3 separate regions of the Homo sapiens genome follow, and all the other regions are linked to region 1. The links are chromatin loops, found by intact Hi-C in ENCODE. Cell type or tissue: MCF 10A. All regions are shown on one strand.

What was found. Peaks named below come from ENCODE experiments on the same cell type or tissue, not always from the same donor. Only the 100,000 strongest peaks of a DNase experiment are listed, where the experiment ranks them.
Region 2: a loop joins it to region 1, with 5 times the contacts of the local background. A loop is called at or near these places in 5 of 110 quality-filtered maps.
Region 3: it touches region 1 in a loop (17-fold over the local background); 3 of 110 quality-filtered maps call a loop at or near these places.

Annotation. Positions count from the first base shown.
Region 1 is chr7:101,880,282-101,885,281 of GRCh38, forward strand. All of the region lies in intron 1 of CUX1 (cut like homeobox 1), which reads left to right. Among named protein-coding and RNA genes, the nearest start is that of CUX1, 65 kb to the left of the region's middle. RefSeq lists a silencer at 3,300-3,467 and an enhancer at 4,579-4,628. In MCF 10A, no CTCF peak of the experiment used is centred here; DNase peaks (open chromatin) are centred at 1,100, 2,030 and 2,810.
Region 2 is chr7:102,234,402-102,239,401 of GRCh38, forward strand. CUX1 (cut like homeobox 1) reads left to right here. Exons shown (of 24, transcript NM_181552.4): 23 at 4,919-5,000. Among named protein-coding and RNA genes, the nearest start is that of SH2B2, 50 kb to the right of the region's middle. In MCF 10A, a CTCF peak has its summit at 2,468 (motif pointing left); a DNase peak (open chromatin) is centred at 2,460.
Region 3 is chr7:102,149,126-102,154,125 of GRCh38, forward strand. The region is part of intron 8 of CUX1 (cut like homeobox 1); the gene reads left to right. Among named protein-coding and RNA genes, the nearest start is that of SH2B2, 140 kb to the right of the region's middle. RefSeq lists a silencer at 1,059-1,200 and an enhancer at 3,704-4,409. In MCF 10A, no CTCF peak of the experiment used is centred here; DNase peaks (open chromatin) are centred at 2,106, 3,926 and 4,356.

The DNA.
Region 1 (5,000 bases):
TTGGCAATTTCGGAAGTTCACGTTCTTGAGACTCGGTGCCTTTGGAACAATGGCTCACAATGAGGACGGTGTGCGTTCCCGGCAAGAATGAGTGTTGGGGGCTTTTCTCCTTATCACCCGTTCCCCAGACCCCTCTCATCGGCCTCATAAAGAAACAGATGGTTCATCAGGAATAGCTCAGAAATCACGTTGGCTCCTGGCTGTATAAAGAGTGGGAACTGGGATCATAAACATTTGAAATCTCCTAGGAAAGGACAATGATTCCCTCAATGAAATATTGATGTAAAGGGAGCATTTTAAAAGGCAGAAATGATGAACCTGATTCAGGTTGAAGCTGGTAGTGTACTTTAACCTTTTTGAGAATTGTTAATTTAAAAGCAAATAGAATGAAATATAGACTATAAAAGCAGATTAAATCATTTTTATGCATCCTGGGTTTTTTGGTGTCACGTGACAGGAAGAGTTACTACAAAGAAGACCAGGTTTTGGAAAGACGGTGGGGTTCACGTGATGAAACACAGGCCATGACCCCTTTAGGAATTGGATGGAAGCCAGCCAGGCCAGGCCCCCCACCCCCAGGTCCTGGGTTGGGGCTCTGTGGGCCCAAGGAGTCCTCCAGAACCAAATTCTCCACTAAGAGCAATTTTTAAAAGAGCAGCTGCTCATCCCATGTCCAATTAGAGTGAGCAGATGTGTAAGAAACATGTCTTTGATTGATTTTGGGGGAGCCCCCCGCAGTTTGATGTTTTGCTTGGAGGTAGGGGAAACGGGGGCTGAGTTACAAGTATTACCTGTAGGAATAAACAATTCTTTTGAAACATCAGTAGGGAAGAAAGAAAAAAAAAGGCAGCTTAAGATTTATCTAAAAAGGAAGTGGAAAGTTAAAGTTGCTGGAGATCTCATTACTGTCTGTCTCGCTCACCGTAATTAAAAAATGCCTGAATGATCTTAATAACACATGATTCAGCTGACAAGCACTAATTGCCCTGTATCAGGCCAAGAGAAGATGAATGTTGTCAAGAAAACCACAAGTCAGACAAGCTGATTCTCTGTGAGTCTGACACCGTGTTCCCATGTACAGACCAGTTTTTACTGGAGTTCTTCCAGCATCAAAAGCAGCTTCTTACCTTCCCATTAATTTTCATCGCTGGCAGGCCCGAGTTGTTTGCGATACACTGACTACCTCCCTTGATTCCTCCTCGCTGGCTCAGGAGCTTGGGTCTGCAGACAAAATGTAAATATGTTTCTTGCTCTTATCTTTGTCCTTTTTCAGGGAAGAAATCTGTTCCCGTCCAATATGAATGCCCTGGTGGGCTTGTCAGTAAATTACATGGTATTTGGGAATTGATTTTCTGACGCCACCGATTTGTCAAGAACTTATCCTGCCTTTTCAGCGATTTGACAGCACCTGTTAGGCTGTAGGGCCATGTGATTGGGCAGTTCTCCTGCCGAGAAAAAGGGGACTGATGACTTTCTGTCACTTGGGCATCCAGAAACCTCCTTGAAGGTGGAGGTTATTGAGGGAGGAGGCAGGAGTGGAAAAATGCTATTGGTTTATTCCTGTGCTTTTATAGAACAGCCGAACCATTCTATGGCAATAAAACAGAATCACAGGGCAAGGTGCAGTGGCTCACACCTGTCATCCCAGTATTTTGGGAGGCTGAGGCAGGAGGATCGCTTGAGCCCAGGAGTTTGAGACCAACCTTGGCAACATAGTGAGACCTTGTCTCTACCCAAAAATAAAAAAAAAAAATCAGCTGGGCTTGGTGGTGCACGCCTGTAGTCCCATCTCCTCGGGAGGCTGAGGTGGGAGGATCGCTTGAGGCTGGGAGGTGGGAGCTTGCAGTGAGCCATGATCACACCACTGCACTCCAGCCTGGGCAACAGAGTGAGATCCTATCTCAAAAACAAACAAACAAAAAAGGAACTTGTTTCCTAGCAAGAAGCAGATGAGGCTGGTGAATAAGCATACCACATAAGTAAGTAATCCACTAACTTAGGGAATTTCGTGACCAGTCACTCAGCACGCCCTGTTGCGAAGGGGACGGCTGACCAATAGGATCATCTCAGAGTCACCCTCACACAACTTGGCTTAGCCTAGTTGGCAAAAGTGTCTCTTCAGAGACCTACCCTCCTGGAATTGAAATAAAATGAAAATTTGTGATGACGATCAGCTACTGTCAGTGTGACTTAGGTGTAGAAATTAAAAAAGAAAAAAAGACCACTCTAAAGGCATTTGTGCATGAAGACACCTACAGAAATAAAGCCGGGGTGCTGTTCTTGGTCTTCATTCAGGCTAGCACCTCTCGTCACCTTTTCACTTTGGAGCTCAGGGCCTGGTTCACTCAGCAAGTGAGCGGCTCACACAGTAGATGCTCTGCACATAGTAGTAGGTACTCAGAATATAGCAGCTGTTGATGTACATGTTTCCAGAGGGGCCAACACAGGAATCTGCACGTGGGTCCTTGCTTTAAGCCCAGCCCCTCTCTGTGGGCGTGGGATGGAGTCTTCCTTTCTTGGTGACCGGCGCCCTCTGGGGTCACTGGAGGCCTGGACTTCCCCACTGGCCCAGTGACCTTGTTTCCTTGTTCCCTGTCTCGCCCAGCCTTGGCTGTCCTGGGATTTGAAAATCTGGGATAAAGCCTTTTTCGGGCCTCTAAGGCCCTGCTGGTTCTGCGTGTTCCAGAGAGCTGCACCTCTGGGTGGTGAGCTGGCCTTTTTGGCATTTGATTTATGTATAGCCCTGAGTCACTGGGAGCGGATCTAGAGTCCAGGCCAGTGACTGATTTCAAACGCTAACACTCTTGGCTCGGGCTCAGGTTTCAAGTCAGCCTCCAAAGGGGATGTTTGCTCATTTCGTCATCTTCCTATCACAGCAATTTTCGTCATATGGAGGGGTGGCACTCATGTACCTTGATGATTATTATTCTTTTAAAAAATGAAGTTATTTATGTTATGGGGTGAGTTCGTCACACAGTCCGAATGTGGAATGTTGCCATCCTTTTCATCCCAATCCTGCCAGTGATTTCTGTTTACAATAGAACTATTGACATTGTATGGGGATGAAACTAGCATGAGATAGTAATTGTTGGCTTGCCTGAGATTTTCATCATATGTACACATAGACAAAACCTGGCTTTAGTTCCTAAAGCTATTGCTGTTTATTGTACTTTTATTAGCCAATGTTACAGATCCCCGTAGCATGCCAGAGGCTATTAAGAAATACAGGGGTCGGGGGCAGGAACGAAGTCCCTGGCCATGGATCATGCAATTGATCTATAGTTATTTTTTTTTCTTTTTCTTTAATTTTTTTTTGAAATTTTAAATTATTATTATTACTGTTTTTTGCGATGGAGTTTCACTCTTGTTGCCCAGGCTGGAGTGCAATGGCATGATCTCCCCCTCCCAGGTTCAAGCGATTTTCCTGCCTCAGCTTCCGGAGTAGCTGGGATTATAGGCGCCTGCTACCATACCTGGCTAATTTTTGTATTTTTAGTAGAGATGGGGTTTCACCATGTTGGCCAGGCTGGTCTTGAACTCTTGACCTCAAGTGATCCACCGACCTCGACCTCCCAAAGTGCTGGGATTACAGGTGTGAGCCACCATGCCCGGCCCAAATTATTATTATTTTTTATAAGATAGGATCTTATCACACAGGCTGGACTGCAGTGGTGCAATCATAGCTCACTACAACTTCCAACTTTTGGGCTCAGGTGATCCTCCCACCTCAGCCTCCTGAGTAGCTGGGACAGCAGGTACATGCCACCATGCCAGGCTAAGTTTTAAAATTTTATTTTGCTAGGGGGTCTCGCTGACTTGCCCAGGCTGGTCGTGAACTCCTGGCCACAAGTGATCTTCCTGCCTTGGCCTCCCAAAGTGCTGGGATTATAGGTGTGAGCCATGCTTTTGGCCAATTTTTAGTTATTGTGGATACATAATAGTTGTACATATTCATGGAGTACTTGTGATGTTTTGGTGTAAGCATACAATGTGTAATGATCAAGTCAAGGTAATTGGGATATATACTTATAGTTAGCCTACAGTCTTATTGATAATGTTCTCAGAAATTTCTGATTCCAGAGCTCCTTGCTCCTCTCCCATAATTAGATAACGTGTTTTTCTGTCCGGTAATTGCTGTAGTACTCATTTTTAGATGGGGTAGGGAAGGCCATGTGCCATGTTGGGGCCTCATCCCAAAGACCTTGTGCTGTTTGGGACAGGTAATTATTTAAAGCCCCGTGTGAGGTGGGTGGGTGTTAAACTCATGCTCTCCACACCTTCCCAGAGTGCCTGGGAAAGCAGGCTTCTCTAAGAAAGTGGAATAGCGAATAGGCAGTGATCCCTGAGAGAGATACATAATGATTGTCAGTTTCATGGATTACAGATAATTCCGTTTAATGTCCTCTGTTTTTCCTTTTTGCAAATTTCTATGCATTATATAGAACATTGACTTTAGCATAGAAAGTGCTAATTCTTGATTTGGCACTTTAATGGATATTTACACAGTGACACCATAAACATTGGATAAACAGAGGATTTGTTTTAATGAGATCTTCAGTGATTTGAAGCCGTTTCCCCCTTGCCTTCTGGAATCCCCGGCTCCAGTTCTGCCTGGTTTTGGTGATGCTGTCACAGTGGAGGGCTGACTGCAGGCCTCGACTGTGAGCCCTCACTCGGCCACCTTTTCATTTCCTCGCTGGGTTCCAGGCTCTTTGAAGCACTCGCCTCCTCCCCTCCCTGCATGTCCTCTGTAGTGCCTATTTCTGTGATTTGCATATAGCGGAAATATTTGTTGAACTGAATTATTTTTACACACAAGCCTTTCATGTGGCCAACATTTTGAGGTCTGTCTCCTTTGGCGGGAGTCTGGGAGGAATCTTCCAGTTCACTAAGAAGTGTTTGATAGCTTCAGGGCAGGCGTGCCCTGATTGGGGCTGGATGCCCTGCCTCCATCCAGAGGCTCTCTGGCCAGGAGGGGAATGAACCAAGTGCCCAGATTC
Region 2 (5,000 bases), 350 kb after region 1:
CTAAGAGGGCTGGAAAGTTGTGTAACTTTTTCTCTCCAGCAGCCTGAATCTAAAGATTTTTTTAGCACTGGGAGCACTTTTAACCAAGGAGAGCGAAACAGCTCTGGGGGCGCTGCATTTGGTTTTTGTGTTGTGTGGGTGGCTGATCGGGCTATCACAGCATTTACTGAGCATGTACCAGGTGGCTAGAGGCCTTCCTTTGTTATCAGAGAGAGAAATAAGAAATGCATTTTGTAGGCAGGGCACGGCGGCTCACGCCTGTAATCTCAGCACTTTGGGAGGCTGAGGCAGGCGGATCACTTGAGGTCAGGAGTTCAAGACCAGCCTGGCCAACATGGCAAAACCCCCTCACTACTAAAAAAAAAAAAAAAAAAAAAATATAGCCAAGCTTGGTGGCGTGCGCCTCTATAATCCCAACTACTTGGGAGGCTGAGGCACAAGAATCGCTTGAACCCTGCAGGCGGTGAACAGAGATTGAGCCACCGCACTCCAGCCTGGGTGACAGACCATGACCCTATCTCAAAAAAAAAAAATGCATTTTGTAGATCAGGAAACAGAGGTTCAGAGAGGTTCGGTGCCTCCACCAAGGTCACCCGGCCTGGAAAGTGACAAAGCAAACTCCTGCCACAACAGATCTCTCTCTTGCTGTTATTTCCCAGCCTCTGGGGATTTGGCCTCCCTAGAGGAATAACCCCACGTGCACCCACATGTCATCTCGAATGTGGATTCATGTTCTTCTTGCAGCCTGTAGGCTACAGCATAGGAAAAATGCCTAAAGCCAGGTGTGCTGTGCCTCTTGGTTTGCAGTTTCTAAGCGCTGGTCCTCGCCAGTGAGTCCGCCCCTCGAGCACCCTCAGTCCTCAGGTCACCTATGGTGCTGGGAGCTCACTGGGCGGCTGAACTGCATCCCTTAGGGGCAGAGACTGGGAACCAGCTGCTGCCGGTCTGACCGTAAGAAGCGGCAGCCTCCCTGATCAGCTAACGCAGAGGACCTTAACTAAGAGTGGGCATCCCAGGGGCCGGGCACAGTGGCTCATGTCTGTAATCCCAGCACTTTGGGAGTCCGAGGCAGGTGGATCACTTGAGGTTCAGAGTTCAAGACCAGCCTCAGCAACATAGTGAAACCCCATCTCTACTGAAAAATACAAAAATCAGCCAGGCATGGTGGCGCACGCCCGTAATCCCAGCTACTTGGGAGGCTGAGGCAGGAGAATCGCTTGAACCTGGGAGGAGGAGGTTGCAGTGAGCAGAGATGACACCACTGCACTCCAGCCTGGGCGGCACAGCGAGACCCCATCTCAAAAAAAAAAAAAAAAAGAATGGGCATCCCAGGCCCTTGAGTGGCTCTGCCCCAGCCCACCCCACCCCCGTCCCCGCCACACACACACACACACACACGCGCACACAACATCTGAGCCAGGGGTGGGTATGGAACCCAGGCCTGTCAGTTCTTAATTCACCCAGAAATTCCAGCCAAGCATCGCCGTTCTCACCCAACCCGGGAAAGGACTGCTGAAGGAGAGAGAGTGTCTGGTGCCTCCTCCAGGAACCCTATGGGGGTTCCTTTATAATAATAGAGGCTTCTATTTTCTGAGAACTGCCCTGTTTGCCAGGCACTGCGCTAAGACTGCTGTTCATCCACACGACTCTGCTTAGATGTCCTTATCCAGGAAATACGAACCTCGGTGCTTCATGCAGCCTAGCAGATTTCAATAGCTCCTATCAGTAGGGAACGGGAATTCATACTCAGGGCTGTCAGATTTCAAAGCAGATGCTCTTAAATATACATCCGCTGCCTCTGTGCTGCGAGCTGCCCCCCTGGGATGACCCAGGGGCACTGCTGCTGCCCACTGATGACCTGCCCAGGTGGTGGCCTCTGCCCCATTCAGGGCCCCTCTAGCGAGCTCTGGCCTGCCCTTGGGCCTGTAGTCTAAGGGTCTGAGGTAGGCCATGCCTCTTGGGCAGCCCCAGGCAGCGCTGTAAGCTGCAGAGGCCTGGTGCCACATTGCCCCCCTAAAAGTTTTCAACTTATTTTTCGTTTTGTTTTTTGTTTTTTGTTTTTTAAAGTCTCGCTATATTGCCCAGGCTGATCTTGAACTCCTGGCCTCAAGCAGTCCTCCCATCTCGGCCTCCCAAAGCGCTGGGATTACAGGCATGAGCCACTGCGCCCGGCCTTTTCAATGTCTTATTATGGGAAATCTCCAACATAAACAAAAGTAGAGAAAATGCTGTCATGAACCCAATAGATCTGTGCAGAGTTTCCCGTGATCCCCTCACCCGAGCAGCGTGAAGCTTCCTGCACTAGCCAGGAGGCAGCCCTCAGCCCTTAGGAGGGAGGAGGCCCTGACAACCCAACTCCCTGCTGTGTTTCTCACCCTGGGGCCCTTAGGAAAGGACCTTAGTCCCCGCAAATACATCTCCAGGGCTTCCCAGGCCTCCCATCTTTCCCTCGGCACAGGCTCGGGGCGCCCTCTTGTGTTACAAATGAATTACTGTTTCTGCGGGGCCCAGACCTTTCCAAAGGTGCCCTAGTATCCAAAGCCGCTGTGGTCCGATGGCCTTCTCTTCACTCCTGGGGGTGCCGGCCACAAAGGCTGCTCCCTAGAGAGGCCTTCTCCAGCCCCCTGCCAGCCCCTGGTCAGTCGTCTGTCCCCTAGGAGGGAACTGGAGGGAGTCCCCACGGTTGGACAATCCAACTCCTTTCTCTGGATCCAGCAGCTTTGACTCCGCTGTTTGGGTTTTCTATGGGGAAGATTTACCTTCTCAATTGCTTCTGAGTTCTCATGACAAAATGGCAAGTTAATTAAGGAAATCCCTTGCCTAAGCTGTTTATTTTATTTTTTTAGAGACAGGGTCTCTGTTGCCCAGGCTGGAGGGCAGTGATGCAATCATAGCTCACTGCTGCAGCCTCGGTGTTCTGGGCTCAAGTGATCCTCCCGTCCCAGCTACTCGGGTGCACGCAGCCTCGGTGTTCTGGGCTCAAGTGATCCTCCCATCCCAGCTACCCGAGTAGCTGGGACTACAGGTGCACGCCACCACACTGGCTAATTTTTAAATTTTTTTTGAGACAGGGTCTCTCTATGTTCTCCAGGCTGGTCTCAAACTCCTAGGCTCGAGCAATCCTCCCATCTCAGCTTCCCAAAGTGCAGAGATTATAGGCGAGAGCCACCACGCCCGGCGATGTCCTTCAGGATTCAGTTTAAACATCATCTCTTCTAGGCAACTTCCCCTTCTGCCTCCCCAGGTGTAGGGACCAGCCCCACAGGGTCTGTGGGTCTCTCCCCGTGTGTGGAGACGAGAGAGTATAGAAATAAAGACACAAGACAAAGAGATAAAAGGCAGCTGGGCCCGGGGAACCACTACCACCAAGTTGTGGAGACTGGTAGTGGCCCCAAATGCCAGGCTGCACTGATATTTATTGGATACAAGACAAAGGGGCAGGATAAGGAGAGTGAACCATCTCCAATCATAGGTAAGGCCACGTGGGTCACATGTCCACTGGACAGGGGGCCCTTCCCTGCCTGGCAGCCGAGGCAGAGAGAGAGAGGAGACAAAGAGAGAAACAACCTACACCATTATTAGAGACTTTTAGTACTTTCACTAATTTGCTACTGCTATCTAGAAGGCAGAGCCAGGTGTACAGGATGGAACATGAAGGCAGACTAGGAGCGTGACCACTGAAGCACAGCATCACAGGGAGATGGTTAGGCCTCCAGATAACTGCGGGCAAGCCTGACAATGTCAGGCCCTCCACAAGAGGTGGAGGAGCAGAGTCTTCTCTAAACTCCCCCGGGGAAAGGGATACTCCCTTTCCCGGGATACTCCCTTTCCCGGTCTGCTAAGTAGCCTGTGTTTTTCCTTGACACTGAGGCTACCGCTAGACCACGGTCCGCCTGGCAACGGGCGTCTTCCCAGACGCTGGCGTTACCTCTAGACCAAGGAGTCCTCTGGTGGCCCTGTCTGGGCATAACAGAAGGCTCGCACTCTTGTCTTCTGGTCACTCCTCACTGTGTCCCCTCATCTCCTATCTCTGTATGGCCTGGTTTTTCCTAGGTTATGGTTATAGAGCAAGGATTATTATAATATTGGAATAAAGAGTAATTGCTACAAACTAATGATTAATGATATTCATATATAATCATATCTAAGATCTATATCTGGTGTAACTATTCTTGTTTTATATTTTATTATACTAGAACAGCTTGTGTCCTCGGTCTCTTGCCTCGGTACCTGGGTGGCTTGCCGCCCACACCCAGGCCTGGCCGAGGAACTCTTCTCAGTATCCCCATGGTCTCTTGCACTTACTTACCCCCACCCCACTTTTCACTCTGCTGGGAACATCTCTCTGGATACTTCTCTGCCTCCCCTACTAAACTGTTAAGTTGTGCAGGGACAGGTGAGGACCTGACATTCCGTCAGAGCAGGTCCTTGGTGAGCATGTGCTGGTAACAGAATGGCTCTCATCTTAGCGTTGTTTCTTTTGTTTTGTTTTGTTTTGTTTTGTTTGAGACGGAATCTTGCTCTGTTACTCAGGCTGGAGTGCAGTGGCACCATCTCATCTCACTGCAACCTCCACCTCCCAGGTTCATGCAATTCTGCCTCAGCCTCCCTAGTAGCTGGGATTACAGGTGCGTACCACCACGCCCAGCTGATTTTTGTACTTTTAGTAGAGACGGGGTTTCACCATATTGGCCAGGCTGGTCTTGAACTCCTGACATCAAGTGATCTGCCTGCCTCGGCCTCCCAAAGTGCTTGGATTACAGGCATGAGCCACCATGCCCAGCCTCATCTTAGTGTTTTGAGATGCTCTATGCAAAGTCCTGCAAGCCGGCACTGTGCCGTCCCGCTAGCGGGACTGGGGATTTGGGCTGCTGTCCCAGCTGGGCCTGACCTTAGTCTGCCATCTCTTCCTCCGCAGCCTACATGAAGCGGCGGCACAGCTCAGTCAGTGACAGCCAGCCCTGCGAACCGCCCTCTGTCGGCACCGAGTACAGCCAGGG
Region 3 (5,000 bases), 270 kb after region 1:
AGCCACTGAAAAGTTGTTACAAAATTGAACAGGCTTCCATTTCCCTGTGGCCTCTCTCTCTAGACAGCCGTACCTCTCTATCCCAGTGTCCCCTGCTCAGTAAATCTGTACTCATCCTCCAGGGTACAGACTGGATGTCCCCTACTCCGGGATACTGTTTCTCCTGGTGTCTGCAGAGGCCCTTGTACCACTTTCTGGGATGTCACTGTGCTGAATCGCTGGTGGCTGCCATTTCCTTCCGCCTCCCACTGGGTAGACAGGAAGGGGGTCCCTGCCCACCCACCCACCCATGCCCGGTATATCCCTGCTGAGCTCCTAGGATGTGCAGGGTGTATTCCTGTGTGCTAGCGAGAAGGGAGTCCCAGCGCCACTACGCCATTGCCCACTCCTCCCCTGGGACATTTGTTTCCCTTGGGTGTGGTTCATGGTAGGTGCCCCATGGGCGTTATTGGTGGGAGACCTCCCTGTCTCAGTCTGAGCTGGGCCCATCGCCATCAGGGCACGACAGCCACAGCAGGTGCCTTTGCTGGGAGTAATCTTGCCCTGGCTCGCATGAGACTGCAGACCAGCCCTTCTCCGTAAGTTCAGGCGTTTGTGCTCCGATCAGCTTTTCCTATAGGTTTGTCCCCCACCCCTTGCCCAACTCTTTGACCCCCCGAGTTAAGGGGATTCCAGACCTAGAGCCAAGTGACCTTCCTCAGAGCCTGGCCCTGTCTCCACCGCTTCAGCAACCTGCTCTTTCTGGACAGGGTCCAGCGAGCCCCACCTCTGTCCGTTTCCTCTACCCCCTGTGCTAAGGAAGCCTCACCTGCAGTGTAGGTTGTGGTGAAAAATGTCCCCCCTTAAGGACAGAGCAGGTCATCACGTGCAGCCCTGGGGTAGAAGGGGAGAGTTCGCTTGATCAAACCTAACTGGAGCTTTTCTTTTAAAGCAGGAAGAATTAATCTGTAGATATTTCTCCTTTCAATGCCAAAGAACTTTATGATCTGGTATTGAGACTATTGGTGGGTTTTTTTTGTTTTCTTTGTTTTTTTGTTTTGTTTTGTTTGAGACAGGGTCTCGCTCTGGTACCCAGGCTGGAGTGCAGTGGCACGATCTCAGCTCACTTCAACCTCTGTGACCGGGGTTCAAGCGATTCTTCCGCCTCAGCCTCCCGAGTAGCTGGGATTACAGGCGCTCGCCACCATGCCCGGCTAATACTTGTATTTTTAGTAGAGGCAGGGTTTCATCATGTTAGCCAGGCTGGTTTCAAACTCCTGGTCTCAAGTGATCCACCTACCTCGGCCTCCCAAAGTGCTAGGATTACAGGCGTGAGCCACTGGGCCCGGCCGAGACTATTGGCTTATGAATCAAGTCTAAGAAGATACACTAGTCTTTGAAGGCCGCTCTGTATGTTTTTCCAACTGCCTTGTAGATATACTTTGTTTTAACAGCTCGTTTTAACAGCTCCTGATGCCAGCGTGCTTATTTGGGTATTGAAATATGCGCCAACACCGTGCCCCGATGCCACGCGTTAGCCCCCAGGAGGCTTGCGTGAAAGTAAATACTAGAATTTCCAGCGTGGATATAATTTCCCTTCCATCGACCTTGACCATGTCCTTTTCAGTTCCTCATAAAAACTGTGTGTTAGCCCAGAGAATACCCTGAAATGATCTGTGGTGAACTGATTGAACGAACTACATATTCTAGGCCAAACTGAAATTATTCGCTATTTGAAGTCAGAGCTGAGCATAATACCGGGCAGGTTAATAGATCAGTGGAAGCTGTTTCGTCAGCTCATAAAAACGTGAGAGATCTAAATTTTTATAATAAATCATTTTGCTGAGCAAACAATATGTGCGGTTATTACAGACTTTGGAAAATAAATGATTTTAGACCAATGTCAGGCTGCAGATACTGATGTGGTTAGTTGAGCCTTCAGCATGAAGAGAATGAAAAATCTTTGGAATACTGTTGACACTCACACCATGAAACCACATGCCATTTAATTCATTACTGCGCTTCCAAGATTACATTTACAGTTGTGGTATTAACCCCTGGGCATTTTTGTATTACTTATTGCAGACAGTTTGTCAGGCAGGATTAATTCAGTGGGGGGAGGAGGCAGCAGTTTGGAGAGAAAGTGGATGATTAAGACTGGGGTGGGGCTGGGCGCGTCGGTTCACGCCTGTCATCCCAGCACTTTGGGAGGCCGAGGCGGGTGGATCACCTGAGGTCAGGAGTTCGAGACCAGCCTGGCCAACACGATAAAACCCCGTCTCTACTAAAACTACAAAAATTAGCCGGGTGTGGTGGCGCATACCTGTAATCCCAGCTACTCGGAAGGCTGAGGCAGGGAGAATCGCTTGAACCCAGGAGATGGAGGTTGCAGTGAGCTGAGATCATGCCATTACACTCCAGCCTGGGCAACAAGAGCGAAACTCCATCTCAGAAAATAAAAATAAAAATACAAAAATTAGCTGTGATTGGGTGTGCCTGTAATTCCAGCTACTTGGGAGAGGCTAAGGCAGGAGAGTCACTTGAACTGGGAAGGCAGAGGCTACAGTGAGTTGAGATTGTGCTACTGCACTCCAGCCTGGGCGACAGAGTGAGACTCTGTCTCAAAAAAAAAAAAAAAAAAAAAAAAAAAAAAACCTGGTTGGGAGGTGCCCCAAAGCAAGACCCGCCTCCTTGGTCCTGGTCTGCAAACACTGATGGCCACACTCACATCTTCCAAAGCCCCCGATCGCACTTACTCAGCTAGTTGTATTTTTCTTTCGGCTTTTAAAAAAGAATACCTCCTTAGAAAAATTAATAATGGGCCAGGCACAGTGGCTCAGGCCTGTAATCTCAGCATTCTGGGAAACTAAGGCAGGAGGATCGCTTCAGGCCATGAGTTCAAGACCAGCCTCGGCAACATAGCAAGATCAACTTTGTCTCTACAAAAAAGAAAAAACTAGCTAGGTGTGGCAGTGCATACCTGTAGTCCCAGCTACTCGGGAGGCCAAGGCAGGATTGTTTGAGTTCAGGAGTTTAAGACCAGCTTGGGAAGCATTGTAAGACCCCTGTCTCTAAAAAACAAATTTTTCTTTTAAATTAGCTGGGCTTGCTAGTGCACACCTATAAGTCCCAGCTACTCAAGAGACTGGGGCAGGAGGATCACTTGAGCTCAGGACAAGAGTTGGAGGCTGCAGTGAGCTATGATCGCACCACTGCACTCCATCCTGGGCAACAGAACCAGACCCTGTATCAAAAATAAAAAAGAATTCTCAGAAAAATGAGTAACAAACATACAGATTTTTGTTTGTTTGTTTTTGTTTGTTTGTTTTTTTGAGACAGGGTCTCACTTTGTCACCTAGGCTGGAGTGTAGTAGCACCATCTTGGCTCATGCTCCTCCTGCCTCAGCCCCTCAAGTAGCTGGGACTACAGGCATGCACCACCACACCCGGCTAATTTTTGTACTTTTAGTAGAAACGGGGTTTCACCATGTTGGCCAAGCTAGTCTCGAACTCGCGACCTCAGGTGATCCACCTGCCTTGCCCTCCCCAAGTGCTGGGATTACAGGCATGAGCCACTGCATCTGGCCGACTTTTAAAATAATAATCAGAGCGTTTCCTCGCCAACTGCATCCCTGGTTCCTCCCATTGTCTCCTCCTGTGGTTTCTGGTCCCTTCTGTGAATGGAGACAGCAGCCCCTCCGAGCCTGGCTGTCACCACAATCCCTGGTATGGAATAGGCCTGCCCTGCAACTGCAGAGTGTGGTGTCGTCATTGTCATTCGAAAGCCTGGGGAAAGAGAGTTGCTTTTGTCATGAAAGGTAAGTGCAGTCCTTGTTATCACATTCAGTATTTTGGTCCGTTTAGCAGTTGCTTAGTAACCAAAGCACAACTGACCAGGAGATGGAAAACTTGAAATTCACTTCCAGGATTGCCTCACACTGCCAAGTCTGCACCTTCCCGCGTCAGTGGGACTGATTTTTTTATAAATGATGTGAAATCTTCTGGAGATGAGGCGTGGTTTTCCGGATATTCGGTGTCCTGATGAAAATCCAAAGCCATGTGCTATCTGAGAAGAAATCCAGAGAGTGTGCACTTTCCAGGAGGTGCCCAAGCCCCACCCAGGCCCCATAAACCTGGCAGGAACTGGACTCGACCCACATGGACCCCAGCCCTGCCAAGCCGGCCTCTGTGTAAAGCTGGGCCCCTGGAACTTTGCTCTTCTCTATGCCTGGGCCTTTGGCCACTGGCAACACCAGGTCGCAAGTGAGGAGTGGATGAAAGCAGCCAGGGGCGGGCCAGCACCCCCAGGCAGCCACGCCTCCAGCTTTTCAGCTCCGCACTCCCAAGATCAGGGAGCTGCACCCAGGGAGACGGTGTCCTCCTGTTGCTGCTGCTCCCGGAAGAGTCAAGGCTAAGTAAGCTACCTGGCCAGAGGGTTTTCCTGGTTGCCAAGCAGCAGGGAGGAGTCATCGGCAAGGCATCTCAGAGATGGGGGCCATCCCCTTCCCTTCCTTCCTATGTTCGGCAGAAAGGCATTGAATGCCTACCGTGTGTTTTTCTCCTTCAATTCGCTTGAGAGACACGCAGCAGGGCTGGCTTCTCTGTCCTCCCACCGTGTACATTGCCAGAAAGAGCGGCTGGTATCCCTGGAGGACCCAAACACACAAGCAAAAACAGCTGGGCCCCAGAGGAGGGCAGTGCTTCTGAAAGACACACCCAGACCCCAACAGTGGGTGTGATATGAGGCAGGACAGCTGGGCCACAAAGACAAAGCACCACAAAGGCACTCAGGGAAACAGAGGAAGATATTGGCAGTGTGAAGCGAAACCAACAGGTAATTTTCAAATGGACCAAGTGGAAGTAACAGCGTAAAAAAATTGAATAACTTAGGAGCAAAGAAGAAAGGATACATTGCCAGCTGGGTCTGATGGCTCATGCCTGGAATCTCAGCACTTTGGGAGGCCAAGGCCAGAGGGTTGCTTGAGCTCAGGAGTTCGAGACCAGCCTGGCAACATAGCAAG